2 separate regions of the Homo sapiens genome follow, and region 1 is linked to region 2. Evidence: chromatin loops called from intact Hi-C (ENCODE). Cell type or tissue: HCT116. All regions are shown on one strand. Each heading gives the region's core, and the rest is flanking DNA. Links, peaks and the distances in the headings are about the cores only.

Region 1 (9,314 bases), core at 3,572-6,071, 1.3 Mb before region 2:
GATTGGCCGGGTGCGGTGGTTCATGCCTGTAATCCCAGCACTTTGGGAGGCCAAGGCGAGTGGATTACCTGAGTCAGGAGTTCGAGACCAGCCTGACCAACATGGTGAAACCCGGTCTCTACTAAAAATACAAAAATTAGCCGGGTATGGTGGCGGGTGCCTGTAATCCCAGCTACTTGGGAGTCTGAGGCAGGAGAATCGCTTGAACCCGGGAGGTGGAGGTTGCAGTGAGCCCAGATTGCACCACTGTACTCCAGCCTGGGCAACAGAGGGAGACTCCGTCTCAAAAAAAAAAAAAAAAAAAAAAAAGGAATAACAAGAGGAAGAAGACGAAGAGGTGAAGACATAGGGAAAAGGCGGCCATCTACAAGCCAAGGAGAGAGGTCTCAGAAGAAACCAATTCTGCTGACACCTTGATCCTGGTCTCCTAGGCTTCAGGATTGTCAGAAAATAAATGTCTGTTGTTTAAACCACCCAGACTGTGGTCTTTTGTTATGACAATGTAAGCAAAGCAATAGACATGCCGGGTGCGGTGGCTCATGCCTGTAATCCCAGTGCTTTAGGAAGTCAATTTGGGAGGATGGCTTGAGCCCAGGAGTTTGAGGCAGCAGTGAGCTATGATCATGCCACTGCACTCCAGCCTGGGTGACAACAGCGAGACCCTGTCTCAAACAAAAGAAAACAAAACAACAACAAAAACACACAAAATAACAAACCAATAGACAGTCCCACTCTGCCCCTGGGGATTTTTGATTTAGCACCCATCCAAGTGATCATTTGCAAACTTTCTTTCTTTTTTTTTTTTTTTTTTTGTAGCCCAGAGGTCCTTTATTTTTTTTTTTTAACACCTATTATTCCATGAATTCATAGGGAATAGGTTCCAGCAGCTCAGGCTCCTTCCCATTGGTTCTCACAAAGTGTGCTACTCTGGGTGGAGCAGGCTGGCGCTTTAGTTGAACCCAGGTACCTTTCTCTTTGGCTTCTTTCTTTTTCTGATCATTTTCCTTCACACGTTTCAGGAAGCTATCTCGGCTCTTAGAGTGCTTAATGTGCTCAATACGCACATTAATTCTCTTGGCAAGAATCTTGCCCTTAACTTGTTTGTTTACAACAATGCCAACAGCATGCTGGGTAACATTGTAGACTCTTCCAGTTTTGCCATGGTAACACTTGTGGGGCATTCCTTTTTGAACAGTACCCATTCCCTTGATGTCTACAATATCACCTTTCTTATAGATTCGCATATATGTGGCCAAAGGAACAACTCCATGTTTTCTAAAAGGCCTAGAGAACATATATCGGGTGCCTCTCCTTTTTCCCTTTGTGTTTGTCATTTTGGCGAATTACTGGAAGATGGCAGTTCCGGCCGAAAGGCTGCAAACTTTATTTCTTAAGCCACGGAGCCCTCTTTTTTTTTTTTTAGACTTGCTCTGCTGCCCAGGCTGGAGTGCAGTGGTGCGATCTCAGCTTACTGCAACCTTCTCTTCCCGGGTGCAAGACAATCTCCTGCCTCAGCCTCCTGAGTAGTTGGGATTACAGGCACCTGCCATCATGCCTGGCTAATTTTTGTATTTTTGTAGAGGTGGGGTTTCACCATGTTGGCCAGGCTGCTCTTGAACTCCTGACCTCAGGTGATCCTCCCACCCCAGCCTCCCAAAGTGCTGGGATTACAGGCATGAGCCACCACGCCCGGCCCCATGCAGGCTTCTTTTCCAATGAAACCTTATCTGACAGGTCAATGAATGGAACAGATAAAAGCAGGCTTGTTCTGATGGATTGAAGTGGTGGGAGGGGCTGTGTGGCTTCACAAGTTGACATCCTTATTCTATTCTCCCCTCACCTCCTTCGGCCCCTGTGCTTTCCACAGGGGACAGTTTAAAACCCACTGTAGCAGAGTTTTATACCAATTTTGCAGAACTGTCAGTCTGGGGCTGGCTGGAGTAATCCCCGCAGGAAAATGTGAAGCCTGTTACCTCACTTCATTGAGCACACCCTTCCTTCCCTCGTGGTATCATGATTATGTTTCAGGCTTTTATTGTTACAGAGATAATCAGTCTGAGGGATTGATTCCCAATCAATGTTAGGAGAAACAGTCTAGGATACAATACGGGATTTGCAGTCAGACACCGGAGCTCAAGTCTGTCCTCCCTCATTCACTAGCTGAGCGCCCTGGGCAAGTCACCTGACCTCCATTAGCCACAGGTGAATCATCTGTAAAATGGAAACATACTAAGATTTTGAGCAGGGAGGCAGCTTCGGGTAATCGAATAAACATGAGTTTTGGAGTCAGACAGACTTGAGTTTGACCTCAACCCTGCTGCCTCTTGGCTCTGTGGCCTTGACCTTCCATCTTCTCACCTGTAACTTGTGGGTAATAAGGGCACCTGGAAGGTTGCCTTGGGGATTAGCAAGGTCATGTGTGCAAAGCACCTTGCATAGAAATTGTCTTATAGTTGCTCAACTAAAGCCAGTTCTTTAGTATTTTTTCTTTCTTTCCTTTTTTCTTTGTTTGAGATGGACTTTCGCTCTTTCACCCAGGCTGGAGTGAAGTGGCGCAAGCTCGGCTCACTGCAACCTCTGCCCCCTGGGTTCAAGCGATTCTCCTGCCTCAGCCTCCCAAGTAGCTGGGATTATAGGTGCCTGCCACCACACCCGGCTTATTTTTTTGTATTTTTAGTAGAGATGGGATTTTGTCATGTTGGCCAGGCTGGCCTCGGACTCCTGACCTCAGGTGATCCACCCCGCTCCGCCTCCCAAAGTGCTAGGATTACAAGCTTGAGCCACCACTCCTGGTCTCTTAGTTTCTCTTCTTTTCCCCTCCCCTCCCCTCCCCTTCCCTCCCCTCCCCTTCCCTTCACTTCCCTCCCCTCCCCTTCCCTTCCCTTCCCTTCCCTTCCCTTCCCTGTCCTGCCCCGCCCCTCCCCTCCCTTCCCTTTCTTTCTTGTCTTGCTCTCTCACCCAGGCTGGAGTACAGTGGTGCTATCACAGCTCAGTGCAGCCTTGACCTCTCAGGCTTAAGTGGTCCTCCTACCGCAGCTTCTGGAGTAGCTGGGACCACAGTTATGTGCCACCGTGCCTGGCTAATTTTTGTATTGTTGCTAGAGACAGGATTTCAGATTTCACCATGTTGCCCCAGCTGGTCTCGAACTCCTGAGCTCAAGTGATCTTCCAGCCTCAGCCTCCCAAAGTACAAGGATTCCAGGCATGGTGCCCAGCCTCTTTTTTTTTTTTTTTTTTTTTTTTGTAAGAGACAGGGTCTCGCTCTGTTGCCCAGGCTGGAGTGGTGCAATCATAGCTTACTGCAGCCTCGAACTCCTGGGCTCAATCAATCCTCCTGCCTCAGTCTCTCAAGTAGCTGAGACTACAGGTTTATGCCACCATGCCTGGCTAATTAAAAGAAACAATTCTTTTTTTGTAGAGGCAGGGTCTCACTTTGTTGTCCAGGCTGATCTCAAACTGCTGGGCTCAAGCAATTCTCCTGCCTCAGCCTCCCGAGTAGCTGGGACCACAGGCATGCACCACCACCCACAGCCCAGTTGTCTATTTTTTTATTTTTTATTTTTTATTTCAGATAGAGTTTCGCTCTTGTTGCCCAGGCTGGAGTGCAATGGTGCGATCTCGTCTTACAGCAACCTCCGTCTTCCTGGTTCAAGCGATTCTCCTGCCTCAGCCTACTGAGTAGCTGGGATTACAGGCCGGCTCCACCATGCCTGGCTAATTTGGTATTTTTAGTAGAGATGGGGTTTCTCCATGTTGGTCAGGCTGGTCTTGAACTCCCGACCTCGGCCTCCCAAAGTGTTGGGATTACTGGTGTGAGCCACCATACCTGACCCATACATAAAGTTTTATTGGAATACAGCCACATTCATCATTGACATATCATCTACAGCTGCTTTCTAGATACAAGAGCAGAGTTGAGTCATTTGGACAGAGACTGCATGGCGCACGAAATGAAAAATATTCACTCTCCTTTTACAGAAGTATGCTGATCCCTGGTCTACCAGAAGAAAAAGGAGACTTCAGAGACAACTGGAGGCCGGGCACTGTGGCTCACGCCTGTAATTCCAGCACTTTGGGAGGCCAAGGTGGGAGGATCCTTTGAGGCTAGGAGTTTGAGACCAGCCTGGGCAACAGAATGAGATCCTGTCTCTACAAAAAAGTAAAAACAAAAACGCACTTTATATATGGACATCGAGAGTTGAATTTTGTATACTTTTCACGTGTTACAGAATATTATTCTTTTTTGGGGGGGGAGACAAGATCTCACTCTGTGGCCCAGGCTGGAGTACCAGTGGCACCATCATAGCAGCCTCCACCTCCCATGCTCAAGCAAACTTCCCTCCTTGGCCTCCCTAGTAGTTGTGTCTACAGTTGAGTGCCATCACTCCTGGCTAATTTTTTCATTTTTTGTGGAGGTGGGGTCTTGCTATGTTGCCCAGGCTGGTCTTGAACTCCTGGACTCATACACAGCCAGACTCCTTGCAGCACCCAGGGAACATTTGGTGAACGACCGGGATACTGAAGGTCTCTCTCTCAGAAATACAATTGTGGGAATTAGTGGAGAATATGAATGTGAATGGGCAGGCATAGTGCAGATACTGAAGGTAGTTTTGGAAAGGCTGGCTCATCTTCCAGGGGAACTTGAATCTTTCAAGAGGAGGCGGGGAGACTACGAGTCAGAGAGACCGGAGACTTTGAAGTTCCTGCATTCCCAGCTGCGTTCACTTCTCAGCCATTACCAATTCAGCCAGCAGGGGGCAGCAGGGGATCGCCGTCCTCGGGGAGTCTCAGGACCCAGGTAGCCTCGCCTGCTGCCGCCCAGACAGGAGACAGGAGATGCTGGGAGATGGCCCAGATGACCTCCGAGTGTCTTTGCTGCTGCTTAAATCCCTGTTCGTTTTTGCAGAGGAAGGTAGGGGGATGAGCCGCCTGGAGTCAGCCGGGGGCTCATATTCCCAGAAAGGGAGTGGCTTCCTTTCTCTCAGGAGATGGAAGAAAATGAAAACTCAGCCAGTGCTGCAGGTAGCTGTCACCCTGGCGTTTCAGTGTGTTCTATTTATCCTTCTTTTTGGTTAGTACGTATGTGTTTATAGAGGGATTCATGGGGGCGGGGGCAAGCCAGGGCATTCTTTAATTCAACGCAGACTCATTAAGCACATTGGCAAATACCAGGCAGAAAGAAAATGGTCACGTGGGCCGGGAGCGGTGGCTCACACCTGTAATCCTAGCACTTAGGGAGGCCGAGGCAGGTGGATCACCTGAGATCAGGAGTTCGAGACCAGCCTGGCCAACATGGCGAAACCCCATTTCTACTAAAATGACAGAAATTAGCCGAGCGTGGTGGTGCACGCCTGTGATCCCTGCTACTTGGGAGGCTGAGGCAGAAGAATCGCTTGAACCCAGGAAGTGGAGGTTGCAGTGAGCCGAGATCATGCCACTGCACTCCAGCCTGGGCAACAGAGTGAGACTCCGTCTCAAAAAAAAAAAAAAAAAAAAAAGAAAATTGTCACATGGATCTAGGCTAGGACACTGAGAACCCACAAATGACACCCTCTTAGCCTTTAAAACCTCAAAGGAAGCCGAGAGGCGAGGCTGCCTGACTGCCTCTACGGCTGCCTACGTGGTCTTGGGTGGTGATAAACGTGGTCAGCTCCATGATGCTTAGTGTCCCTCTCTGCAAAACGGGGATGAAAGAAAAGATAACGGACAGGTCCACGTGAGGGTGGTGTTTCTAAAGCACGGTCCCCAGACCACCAACATCAGCGTCTTAGAAAGGCACACTGTGGGGTTGGGGGGCAAGCAACTGGCCCCTAACAAGCCCTCCAGTTGGGTCTCATGGATTATTATTAATATTTTTTGAGACAGGATCTTGCTTTGTTGCCTAGGCTGAAGTCCAGTGGCACAATGACAGCTCATGCAACCTCGACCTCCTGGGCTCAAGCCATCCTCCCGCCTCAGCCTCCTGAGTAGCTGGGACTGCAGGTGTGCACCACCACGCCTGCCTAATTTTTAATTTTTTTTTTTTTTTTTTACAGATGGGGTCTTCCTATGTTGCACAGGCTGGTCTTGAACTCCTGGGCTCAAGTGATCCTCCCAGCTCAGCCTCCCAAAGTGCTGGGATTACAGGCGTGAGCATCCGTGCCTGGCGAGGCTGATGCATTCTTAAGGGCAGGAACCACTGGTATCCTGTAGCTGTTTTCAGCATTGGTTGCACATTGGAGTCAACTGGCTTTTTAAAATCCCTAATGTGTGTGTGGCTGAGGGGCCACCCTAGACCAATTCCATCAGACTAATTACATGCTTTAGGGTTGGGACCATAATTTGTGTGTGTGTGTGTGTTTTGTTTTTGTTTTTGTTTTTTGAGACAAGGCCTCACTTTGTTGCCCAGGCTGCAGTGCAGTGGTGGCATCATAGCTCACTGTAGCCTCGAACTCCTGGGCTCCAGTGATCCTTCTGCCTCAACCTCCCCAGTAGCTGGCGTGTGCCACTGCACCCTGCTAATTTTTAAATTTTTTGTAGAGACAGGGTCTCACTTTGCTGCCAAGGCTGGTCTTGAACTTCTGGCCTCAAGTGACCCTCCCTTCTCAGCCTCCCAAAGTGATGGGATTACAGGCATGAGCCACTGTGCCTGGCCCGTATGTTATTTATTTGTTTTTGAGACAGAGTCTCACTCTGTCGCCCAGGCTGGAGTGCAGTGGCACAATCTTGGCTCACTGCAACCTCCACCTCCCGGGTTCAAGATTCTCCTGCCTCAGGCTCCAGAGTAGCTGGGACTACAGGCATGCCCCACCACGCCTGGGAAATTTTTATATTTTTATTAGAGACAGGGTTTCACCATGTTGGCCAGGCTGATTTCGAACTCCTGACCTCAGGTGATCCACCCGCCTCAGCCTCCCAAAGTGCTGGTATTACAGGCATGAGCCACCATGCCCAGCTTGTTATTTTTAAAGTTCAATATAGTCATGATGATTCCAATATAGCCAAGGTCAAGGCCCAATGATATCATGGAAAATGATTTTGGGCTCAGCCAGACCCTTAGTTCAAATCCCAGCTTTGACACTTACTGGTTGTTTGACCCTGGGCAAGGCACAGTACTTCTCTGACCCACAATTTCTCTTCTGTAAAACCAGGATAATCTTTCCTCCCTTGCGGATTTATTTATTAATAAATTGTTTAACGATGGAACTAGGAAAGTATTTGAGTGTCCCATGCATGGAAGCATCTGGAACAATGCCTGGGACCTAGTGAGTGTTTAGCCCATGAAAGTTCCCCTTCCCTGCTCTCTGCTGTTGAACTGTGGGGTTTTCTAGAACAGGGACCACATCATATTTTTCTCTGCATCCTCAAGAAGCAATCAATTCCTTGTTTATACCACAGCCCTGGGGGAGAGCTGGGAAGTGAGTGTCTGACATGAATAACAGCTGGATTTCTTTTTTTTTCTTTTTGAGACAGTCTCACTCTGTCACCCAGGCTGGAGTGCAGTGGCATGGTCTCTACTCACTGCAACCTCCGTTTCCCAGGTTCAAGCGATTCTCCTGCCTCAGCCTCCTGAATAGTTGGGACTACAGGCACCCACCACCACACCTGGCTAATTTCTGTATTTTTAGTAGAGTTGGTGTTTCACCATGTTGGTCAGGCTGGTCTTGAACTCCTGACCTCAGGTGACCCACCTGCCTCGGCCTCCCAAAGTGCTGGGATTACAAGCATGAGCCAACATGCCTGGCCTTAACTGCTGGATTTCTTTTCTTTTCTTTTTTTTTTTATATGGAGTTTCACTCTTGTTGCCCAGGCTGGAGTGCAGTGGTGTGATCTTGGCTCACTGCAACCTCTACCACCTGGGTTCAAGCAATTCTCCTGCCTCAGCCTCCCAAGTAGCTGGGATTACAGGCATGTGCCACCACACCTGGCTAATTTTTTGTATTTAATGGAGACAGGGTTTCACCATGCTGGTCAAGCTGGTTTCAAACTCCTGACCTCAGGTGATCCACCCGCCTTGGCCTCCCAAAGTGCTGGGATTACAGGCATGAGCCACCGCACCCGGCTCCGGATTTCTTACCTTACGGTCTTGCTGGACTGGGGTGATCTTTCTTTGCCTTGTCCTAACTCAGGTGAGTCCTGATGTCTGTTTAAATTAAACATGCCTGGCTGGGCGCTGTAGCTCACGTCTCTAATCCCAACAATTTGGGAGGCTGAGGTGGGGAGATCCCTGAGGTCAGGAGTTTGAGACCAGCCTGGCCAACATGGTGAAACCCCGTCTCTCCTAAAAATACAAAAATTAGCCAGGTGTGGTGGCAGGCACCTATAGTCCTGATTACTTGGGAGGCTGAGGCAGGAGAATCGCTTGAGCCTGGGAGGCAGAGGATGCAGTGAGCCAAGATCAGGCCACTGAACTCCAGCCTGGGTGACAGAGCGAAACTCCATCTCAAAAAAAAAAGCCCGCCTGTAATCCCAGCACTTTGGGAGGCCGAGACGGGCGGATCACGAGGTCGGGAGATCGAGACCATCCTGGCTAGCGCGGTGAAACCCCGTCTCTACTAAAAATACAAAAATTAGCCGGGCATGGTGGTGCGCGCCTGCGGTCCCAGCTACACGGGAGGCTGAGGCAGGAGAATGGCGTGAACCCGGGAGGCGGAGCTTGCAGTGAGTCGAGATCGCGCCACTGCACTGCAGCCTGGGCGACAGAGCGAAACTCCGTCTCAAAAAAAAAAAAAAAAAAAAAAAGCCCAAAGTCCGCTTGACTTTTAGGAATCTATCCTGATACAAGCACAATCACCAGCATGTGAAGATATGTGTGCAAAGATATTACTGTGTTGTTTGCCTTGGAAAAAGTTGGAAAGACAAATTATCAATAGGTAAATAATAGAATAAACTATAGCACATGCAGTGTTATGGAAACCATGAACTATGAAAAAGAACTGGGTAGTTCTATGTGTAGAGATCTGGAAAGAGATGGACTGCCCAGTGTTAAGTGAAAAAGTAAATTGCTAAATCATGTCTGTATCATGATTCCTTTTTTGTCAGAGGTGGCAAGAGGTTCCATATTATGTGTACTGTATGCTTATTTGTGTGTGTTTTTGTGGGCATAAGGAAAAACATGGAAGAATATACTCCAGGCTGTTTGAATTGGTTACCTTGTGGGATTAGACAGAGGGGAGATTGACTCATTTATTCATGGGGGAGTGTGGTGGTCCATGCCTTTTATCCCAGCACTTTGGGAGGCTGATGTGGGAGCATCACTTGAGCCCAGGAGTTTGAGACCAGCCTGGGCAACGTAGTGACACTACAAAAATTACAAAGAATTAGCTGGATGTGGT
Region 2 (9,314 bases), core at 2,649-5,148:
AATCCTATAAAACAGCCCCACCTCTATCTCCCTTCGCTTCAGCCCACCTGCACCCAGGTGATTAAAAAGCTTTATTGCTCACACAAAGCCTGTGTGGTGGTCTCTGCACACAGACACGCATGAAAGTTACCCTATATGGTCTAAAAAAGGGGAGGCATGAATAATCCACCCCTTGTTTAGCATATAATCAAGAAATAACCATAAAAATGGGCAACCAGACAGGTGCAGTGGCTCATGCCTGTAATCCCAGCACTTTGGGAGGTCGAGGCGGGTGGGTCACCTGAGGTCAGGAGTTTGAGACCAGCTTGGCCAATATGGTGAAACCCCGTTTCTACTAAAAATACAAAAATTAGCTGGGTATGATGGCATATGTGCCTGTAGTCCCAGCTACTTGGGAAGCTGAGGCAGGAGAATCGTGCCATTGCAGTCCAGCCTGGGTGACAGAGCAAGACTCTGTCTCAAAAAAAAAAAAGGGGGGGCAACCAGCAGCCATCAGGGTTGTTCTGTCTATGGAGTAGCCATTCTTTTATTCCCTTACTTTCCTAATAAACTTGCTTTTACTTTAATCTGTGGACTCACCCTGAATTCTTTCTTGTGTGGAGTCCAAGAACCCTCTCTTGGGGTCTGGATCGGGACCGCTTTCCTGTAACACCGAGGCTGTGTGTCACAGGAATATCCTTAACCTTGGCAAAACACACTTTCTAAATCGATTGAGATCTGTCTTTCATACTTTTGGGTTCACAACTGAAATGTGCAGTGAGACTTATTTTATACCATATTATTTTGTGTATTTTCTTTGTTTATTATCCTTTTTGTTTGCTTATTTTTCTCCTTCTATTCCTTCTGTTGAAACGTTTCCTTTCTTCCTTCTTCCTTCTGCTTGTTTACAGTAATTTCATTGTTTTTCTGTTCTTTCAGTGACTTCCCTCAAATGTCAACATACATTACTTTTTTTTTTTTTTTTTTCGAGACAGAGTCTTCCTCTGTCACCCAGGCTGGAGTGCAGTGGTGCGAGCTTGGCTCACTGCAACCTCTGCCTCCCAGGTTCAAGCGATTCTCCTGCTTCAGCCTCTGGAGTAGCTGGGATTACAGGCATGTGCCTCCATGCCCGGCTAATTTTGTATTTTTTAGTAGAGACGGGGTCTCTCCATGTTGGTCAGGCTGGTCTCGAACTCCCGACCTCAGGTGATCCGCCCGCCTCGGTCTCCCAAAGTGCTGGGATTACAGGCGTGAGCCACCATGCCCGGCCAACAATTTTCAACTCGTGTCAACCTTGTGTCATCTAAACCCTGTATACCTTCTCAGCTCCCATCAGGCACTGAATTATTATGATGCAGATCTGTGATATGTCATTTTATTCATAATGTTTTAATATCAACATACATTCAAAACCTTTTTTCCCAACAAAGTCTAATCCATATCTCTGACATCCTTCCAATCAAGAAAAGGATCTTACAAGAAAATGCCTTAACTACAGGTTGCCTACCCCAGATAAACACCTACTGCCTGATTGATTGATTGAGACAGAGTTTTCCGCTCTTGTTGCCCAGGCTGGAGTGCAGTGGTGCAATCTTGGCTCACTGCAACCTCTGCCTCCCGGGTTCAAGCAATTCTCCTGCCTCAGCCTCCTGCACAGCTTGGATTACAGGCATGTGTCACCATGCCCAGCTAATTTTTTGTATTTAGTAGAGACGGGATTTTACCATGTTGGTCAGGCTGGTCTCGAACTCTTGACCTCAGGTAATCCACCCGCCTCAGCCTCCCAAAGTGCTGGGATTACAGGTGTGAGCCACTGCACCCAGCCTATTTGTTATTTTTATCAATAAGTTTAGACCCATCTTTTAAAAGCAAAAAGAGCTCATTACGGCTGTTTCCAGTCAATAATTGTTTAATTTACTGGCATTTTTATCATATTTCTGTATTCACCATTTTTCTTGCATCCCACACTTTTTCTTTCAATGAGGGGCTATAGGTGTTAAATTCTCTGATTGTGGGTGTATCTGATATATCTTTATTCCACCCTCAATCTCGAACTATGGTTCCAGGAATTGCCAGATTCTACTCATTAATGGATATTTAACAAATTCTGCAATATTCTCTTTACCATCAGCCTTGGCTCCAAACTGCTTTAACTTGGAAAGATATCCAGTCTCTTTACCCTCACTTCTTCCAAACTTCCACAATTCTCTTGCTCTCTTTCCTTAGAGAAGTGCAAGAACTCAATGCAGAACCTATCAATGTATAGACTTTAAGATGAGGTGGCACAGAAGAACAATAAGGGGGGATAGGTTCACATTAAATACAGATAAGTAAAGCTTAAGCAGGATTTTTGGAAAACAGAGACAATGCTAGAGTAACAGGTTTAGTTGCCAAAGGATTTCTCTCTACCCATCTCAGCAAGAGAGAATCAGGTCTCCTGAGATTAATTGGTTTTATTTAATTAATTTATTTTTTAAGATGGAGTCTCAGTCTGTCACCCAGGCTGGAGTGCAGTGGTGCGATCTCGGCTCACTGCAATCTCCGCCTCCCAGGTTCAGGTGATCCTGCCTTAGCCTCCCGAGTAGCTGGGACTACAGGCACACACACCACCAAACCTGGCTAATTTTTGTATTTTTTTAGTGGAGTCGGGGTTTCACCATGTTGTCCAGGCTCCTCTTGAACTCCTGACCTCAAGTGATCTGCTTGCCTCCGCCTCCCCTGAGTGCTGGGATTACAGGTGTGAGCCACCGTGCTTAATAAGTTTTAACTAAGTATTCCAGGCACAAAAAGTAGAGAGAGAAAGAGATAACAGTCAAATTAATCACCTCTAATTCTGAAATTCACACCTGATCTAGCTCTCATAGAGAAATGCTGGTCCTCAACCCTGGTCACATATCAGAATCATCTGGGAAATATTTAAAACACAAAAATGTTTTGAACAAATTCAATAATAAATCTCTGTAACTATAGGCCTCATGGAACCTATCACTTCTTCCTTTTGCTATTTTAATAAAAGATCTCAGTTTTAGAAACAATTCAGGGGTCGATTTTGGCTGTATTTGGACATTCCAAAAGTTAAAGTAATTGGTCTAGGGACATCTGAATAAGGACATCCTTTTATATTATAAAAGAACATTCTTTGGTAGTATAAGGACATCCTTGTATAATCTACCTAGGATATTCATTCAGTAATGAAGAATTTTTGACTTTTGGCCTGGCCTGTGCTAGAGTTGACCACCTTAAACTGTTAACAAAATGCAGATCCCATCAGTGAAGGTCCTGTGACAGCAAGCAAGTGTGTCGGGGGAATAACTTGCAGGAAAGATACAGGTTGATTCACAGAAAGAAAAGAATATCAGATTTTCTTTGTGATGCTCCCACTGGAATGACTTAATATGCCAATCTTTGAAACAATAATTGTGCTAGGGAAGGGGCTAAAGTGATTAACATTCCCAACTACCCCAAAGTAAGGAAAGAAATGCAAAACAGGCAAAATTAACAGGTGTGTATGCCGGGCACGGTGGCTCATGCCTGTAATCCCAGCACTTTGGGAGGCCGAAGTGGGTGGATCACCTGAGATTGGGAGTTCGAGACCAGCCTGACCAACATGGAGAAACCCCATCTCTACTAAAAAATGCAAAATTACCTGGGCGTGGTGGCACATACCTGTAATCCCAGCTACTCCGGAGGCTGAGGCAGGAGAATCACTTGAACCCAGGAGGTGGAGGTTGCAGTGAGCCGAGATCGCACCATTGCACTCCAGCCGTGGTAACAAGAGCGTAACTCCCTCTCAAAAATAAAACAAACAAACAAACAAAAAACAGGTAGTGCTATGTAAATGCTTAAACAGTTGGGGTAAGTTATTGCCACACTAGGCTGGCTGGTGGACTGATCCGGTAATTCTCCCTATTAAGTGACATGTTACTGAATAGGCCAGAGCAAAGGTGATTTGGCATCCTCTGTCGTTATTTGCAAACTTGGATCTCAATTCAGGAGCTAAGACCATGTACTTGGGTCAGGCAGCAAGCATGAGCCCGCCTGACTCTAAGTTCTTGGCTGCCACCTGGTGGTAATGTTGAAGGAACACACCACTCCCATCAACAGATTAATGTGGATGGAAGGGACTCCACTCAATACTTCATCTGGTTGCTGAGACAGGAACTGAAAATATAAACGATGATTTTTAAGGGGCACTGCTCTACAAATATGTGTAGTTCCCTTGCTAATGAAGAAAGAGAAACCCTACTCCATCATCAAGAGGCGTCCTCTGGGCCCTTCCAGCATTTATCTACATCCCGTGTGCAGCTGGTTGAACTGGGTCCCCCACCCCAAGAGATGTCTTCATCCTAGAATCTGTGAATGTGACCTTATTTGGAAAAAAGGATCGGCCAGGCACGGTGGCTCATGCCTGCTGTAATCACAGCATTTTGGGAGGCCAAGGCAGGAGGATTGCTTGTGCCCAGGAGTTTGAGACCAGCAATATAGCGAGACTCCATTTCTAAAAAAAAAATAAAAATTAGCCAGGCATGGTGGCCCACACCTGTAGTCCCAGCTACTCAGGAGGCTGAGTTGGGAGGATCACCTAAGTCCAGGAGATTGAGGCTCCATGAGCTATGATCATACCACACTGTACTCCAGCCTGGGCGACAGAGTGAGACTCTGTCTTAAAAAAGAAGAGGGGAGGGGAGGGGAGGGAAGGAGAGGGGAAGGGAGGGAAGGGGAGGAAGGGGAGGGGAGGGGATCTTCGCAGATGTGATTAAGAATCTCCAGATGAGATCATCTTGGATGATCTCAGCCCAAATTAAATGACAAGTGTCCTGATAAGAGACACACAGAGATGAGAGAGAGAAGAAATGCAATGTGAAGACAGAGGTGGAGATTGGAACAATGCAGCCAAAAGCCAGGGAATGCCTGGAGCCACCAGGAGCTAGAAGAAGCAAGGATGAGTTCTCCATGAGGGCCTCCAGAGGGGGCATAGTCCTGTGGACACTTCAGCCTCCAGAATGGCAAGAAAAATAATTTCTGTTGTGTTAAGTCACCAAGTTTATAGTATTTTTTTTTTTTTTTGAGATAGAGTCTCACTCTGTTGCCCAGGCTAGAGTACAGTGGTGCGATCTCGGCTCACTCCAACCTCTGCCTCCCGGGTTCAAGTGATTCTCCTGCCTCAGCCTCCCGAGTAACTGAAATTACAGGTGTGTGCCACCATGCTTGGCTAATTTTTGTATTTTTAGTAGAGGCGGGGTTTTGCCATGTTGGCCAGGCTGGTCTCGAATTCCTGACCTCAAGTCAACCACCCACCTCAGCCTCCCAAAGTGCTGGGATTACAGGCATGAGCCACCACGCTTGGCCATTTATAGTAATTTGTTATAGCAGCCCTAGCCTGACTAATACATTCCCTCTCCACTGGGAGCCATGGTTTGTTCAAAGAAATGATACCAGGCCCTCACCCCACATGCCATGGAGGTGGGTTCCCCTGCATACTCTTAGACACCCACATTTGCTGGGAGACATTTTACCCATCAATAACGAAGCTGCAAAGCCCTCCATCAATCCCGTCAAGAGCTCTTACCTCAATCAGATGTGCCCAGCATCATGAAAGCAGAGAGGCCTTATCCTGAATTGTCAGATGGCAGTCAAGGTTGCAAAAGCAGAGACAGACTAACGATCTTACATATTACCCATGACCACAAATCCAGGATGACAGACTGGAAGAACTGAACTGAACGTAGAGAGAAAAAAGAGGACGGGTGCGGTGGCTCATGCCTGTAATCCCAACACTTTGGGAGGTGGAGGCGGGTGGATCATTTGAGGTCAGGAGTGTGAGACCAGCCTGGCCAACATGGTGAAACCCTGTCTCTACTAAAAATTCAAAAATTAGCTGGGTGTGCTGGCGGTTGCCTGTAAGGAGCCTGAGGCAGGAGAATTACTTGAACCTAGGAGGCAGAGGTTGCAGTGAGCACTCCAGCCTAGGCGATACAGCAAGAGTCCATCTCAAAAAAAAAAAGAGACAGAGAAAGAGCCGTATAAGGAAGACAAATATAATCCTTGCAGTTCCTGCCTTTCACCCTCTTGAGACTTTGGGAGGAGGGGTGTGTATCTACCTTGATTTTCTATTGGTGTTGAAGGGGATCAGAATACATTACCCCAGAAGAGGCCACTTCGGCATAAGGATTATTTTGAGCTGAGGGCAACTGAGAAACTGCAGACAAAAAGAGCTCTCTACCCACTCCCTTTCTGCCTAAAAGCAGGGAAATTCCCCATGTAAAGATGTTTCTCTATACCAAGGCAGGGTGACTGGCACAGAGATGAGTTGGCATGACAAACATTACTAAACAACCCTTACCCACCACTTCCTAGTCATCTTTCCACAACTTACCAGCCCTAGGAACCCAAACTCTCCCTCCCTCCCTCTCTCTTTCTCAGATTCTCTGTCACCTAGGCTAGAGTGCAGTGACACAATCATGGCTCACTGCAGCCTCCAACTCTTGGGCTCAAGAGATCCCCCCACTTCAGCCTCCTGAGTATCTGCAACTACAGGCACACACCACCACTCCTGGGTAATTTTTTTTTAAAAATTGCTTTTTTTGATCATGCACAGTGGCTCATGCCTCTAATCCCAGCACTTTGGGAGGCCAAGGCAGGCAGATCACCTGAGGTCAGGAGTTCGAGACCAGCCTGGCCAACATGGTAAAACTCAGTCTCTACTAAAAATACAAAAAATTAGCCAGGCGTGGTGGCTTGTGCCTGTAGTTCCAGCTACTTGGGAGGCAGAGGCAGGAGAATTGCTTGAATCCAGAAGGCGGAGGTTGCAGTGAACCAAGATCATGCCATTGCACTCCAGCCTGGGTGACAGGGTAAGACTCCATCTCAAAAAAAAAAAAAAGGAAAATGGTATATAAGCCCCCAAGTCTAACCACTGCTTTGCATTTTTGCTCCTTTTATGTGAAGCCCCATGCATGTAAAAATATTAAAATTTGTATGTCTTTCCTCCTGTTCATCTACCTGTTGTCAGTTTAACTTACAGACTCCAGTCACAGAATCTAACAGGATAAATGAAGTTTTTCCTCTCCTGCAATTGAACTACGAGTGGTGGGACTGTGTCGGGGGAAGAACCCTCTCTACTGGAATCCAAACATCCAAACACACAGGCAAAGTCTAAAAAGACAGTAACCACAGGAGTTATGACAGATTTGCTACTTAGATAGTGGGAAAGGACAAAAATTAATTAAAATACAAATACTGGTCAACAAGCAAGGCCCTTTCATATAAACAATGAAATAACCATCCATTCTATACCAGGATACAATATTTTTCTGAAGTCTCTTTGAAAGAAACAATTTCCCATAATTTTGATACTAGGGTATGTGGGTGGTTTGTGGGGTGGGCAACCATTTGTCAATGCCATTAAGTTATTTATTTATTTTTTTCAGATGGAGTCTCACTCTGTCGCCCAGGCTGGAATGCAGTGGCACGATCTTGGCTCACTGCAACCGCCACCTCCCAGGTTCGAGCGATTCTCATGCCTCAGGCTCCTGAGTAGCTGGGACTACAGGCACATGCCACCATGCCTGGCTAATTTTTGTACTTTTTCAGTAGAGACAGGGTTTTACCATGTTGGCCAGGCTAGTGTCGAACTCCTGACCTCAAGTGATCCATCCACTTCAGCTTCCCAAAGTGCTGGTTTTACAGGCATGAGCCACCGCACTTGAATGAAGTAAACTTCTTTAAAGATGACAGTAAGTTTGATCTATATACTGATATCAAGGAACATATCAACAGATGCTGTGATCACTGGGGCAAGGACACACCTGGACATTCTTTTTTCTTACTCTGATGGAGGTAAATGCTGTCTGATCTATGAAAACAATCTTTCTACACCCAAGATTAAATAAAACTGTTTCTAACCCAGTTATGATTCTCTGGATTTGTGGGAACAGAATATCATAAATGCCATTGAAGAAGCTGGGATTGACTGGATTTAGCCAAGACAACACAAAAGCCAGATGGTATTTGATTTTTGCAACACAGAGGTTTAACTATTCAGATTCAGGAAAGTATTGAGCTTCCACGGGGAATTCCTAATGAGCTGAATAATCTGCAGGATTGATGTTCCAGATGCCTCTGAAGGGAGGACATGGGTCAGCACAGGAGACTCCCTAATCACAGCCAATGATCAATTCAAACTCATCTGACCACTATCGCAACAACGCATGATGGTAATTCTTTAGGATCATGGGGCATTCTCTGGACTACCCACAAATTACCCTAATCATCAATCCGCAGCTTGAAATCATTTCCCACTGGGCTAATTCTACTTATCTACCCCTTATCTCCTTACGAAAAAAAAAAAAATGTCCCATGAGCCAGGGACACTCACCTACCACTTGCTTGCAAATTGGGACCCATGAGTAGCAAGCAGAGAGATATTTGGGATAGTTAAGTAGTAGGATTGGAGGTCTTCTTTCAGGCTACTGGGTTCTGTATAAATCTAATCTGGTACAGCTATGGGCAGGAGTTATTTCTTGCAGCAAGATAGAGGCCAAACTTGGGTAGGTTGATTGTAACCCAAGACACAGAAGAAATTATTAGCAGTTGAACTAAGAGGTTTACCATATGGTAAAGGTTTGGAACATGCCACTCAGGCAACCCAAAACTCTGTTTTCACCTATTTGTTAAATTTTCATTCATCAGGGAACTATCGACCAATATGCCAGACAGTGTACCAGGCACTATCATGAATAGCAAGACCAGACAGAATCCCTGCCTTCTTGCAGCTGACCTTGTAGTGGGGGACACAGGAGGTTAACAAGTGAAAAGTACACACACGAGATTTCCAGAGAGCAGTGTCATACAGTTCACAAGGACACGGGCAAGGAGACATGAACTTTTATCTGGCCAAACCAGGTTGCTTTCATTTATAAAGGCCTTAATTGGAAACAGAAAGGTACAGATCCCAGGTCAAGGGGAAGGAAATAAGACCCAACTGCTGCTGGGGCTGGAATGTTTGTGTGTTCAACCTAGATTCAACAACCCGAATTTCACCCCTAAAAGACCTGAACAAACAATTTGGATAAATGCCCACCAGGTGGCAGGAGTGCCTCTTCCCTTCATTTCTGCAATTGAAATTAAACATGCACCTTATCCTTTAAAAAAAAAAAAAACCGTTTTGTTTTCATAAGCTATTTTTATCCTTTTCAATGTTGAAACCAGTTGATTTCACAATACTACTAAATAACATACTTAAAATACAGTGCCAATGTAGCAAGTCTCTAAGCTAGTATCTAGGTAAAATATGGCCCTTACCTTCCAGGCCTCCACGTTGATCTCAGTTGCTT

The links. Hi-C counts contacts between places; a loop is a spot of excess contacts. Peaks named below come from ENCODE experiments on the same cell type or tissue, not always from the same donor. Only the 100,000 strongest peaks of a DNase experiment are listed, where the experiment ranks them.
Region 1: a loop joins it to region 2, with 6 times the contacts of the local background. A loop is called at or near these places in 8 of 110 quality-filtered maps.

What each region holds. Positions count from the first base shown.
Region 1 is chr16:9,155,548-9,164,861 of GRCh38, forward strand. It overlaps the pseudogene RPL21P119. Among named protein-coding and RNA genes, the nearest start is that of HAPSTR1, 69 kb to the left of the region's middle. In HCT116, for the core only: a CTCF peak has its summit at 4,757 (motif pointing right); a DNase peak (open chromatin) is centred at 4,724.
Region 2 is chr16:10,505,719-10,515,032 of GRCh38, forward strand. It overlaps LINC01290 (long intergenic non-protein coding RNA 1290), which reads right to left. Exons shown (of 2, transcript NR_149081.1): 2 at 9,124-9,314. Among named protein-coding and RNA genes, the nearest start is that of LINC01290, 18 kb to the right of the region's middle. RefSeq lists an enhancer at 4,101-4,190. In HCT116, for the core only: a CTCF peak has its summit at 4,048 (motif pointing left); a DNase peak (open chromatin) is centred at 4,023.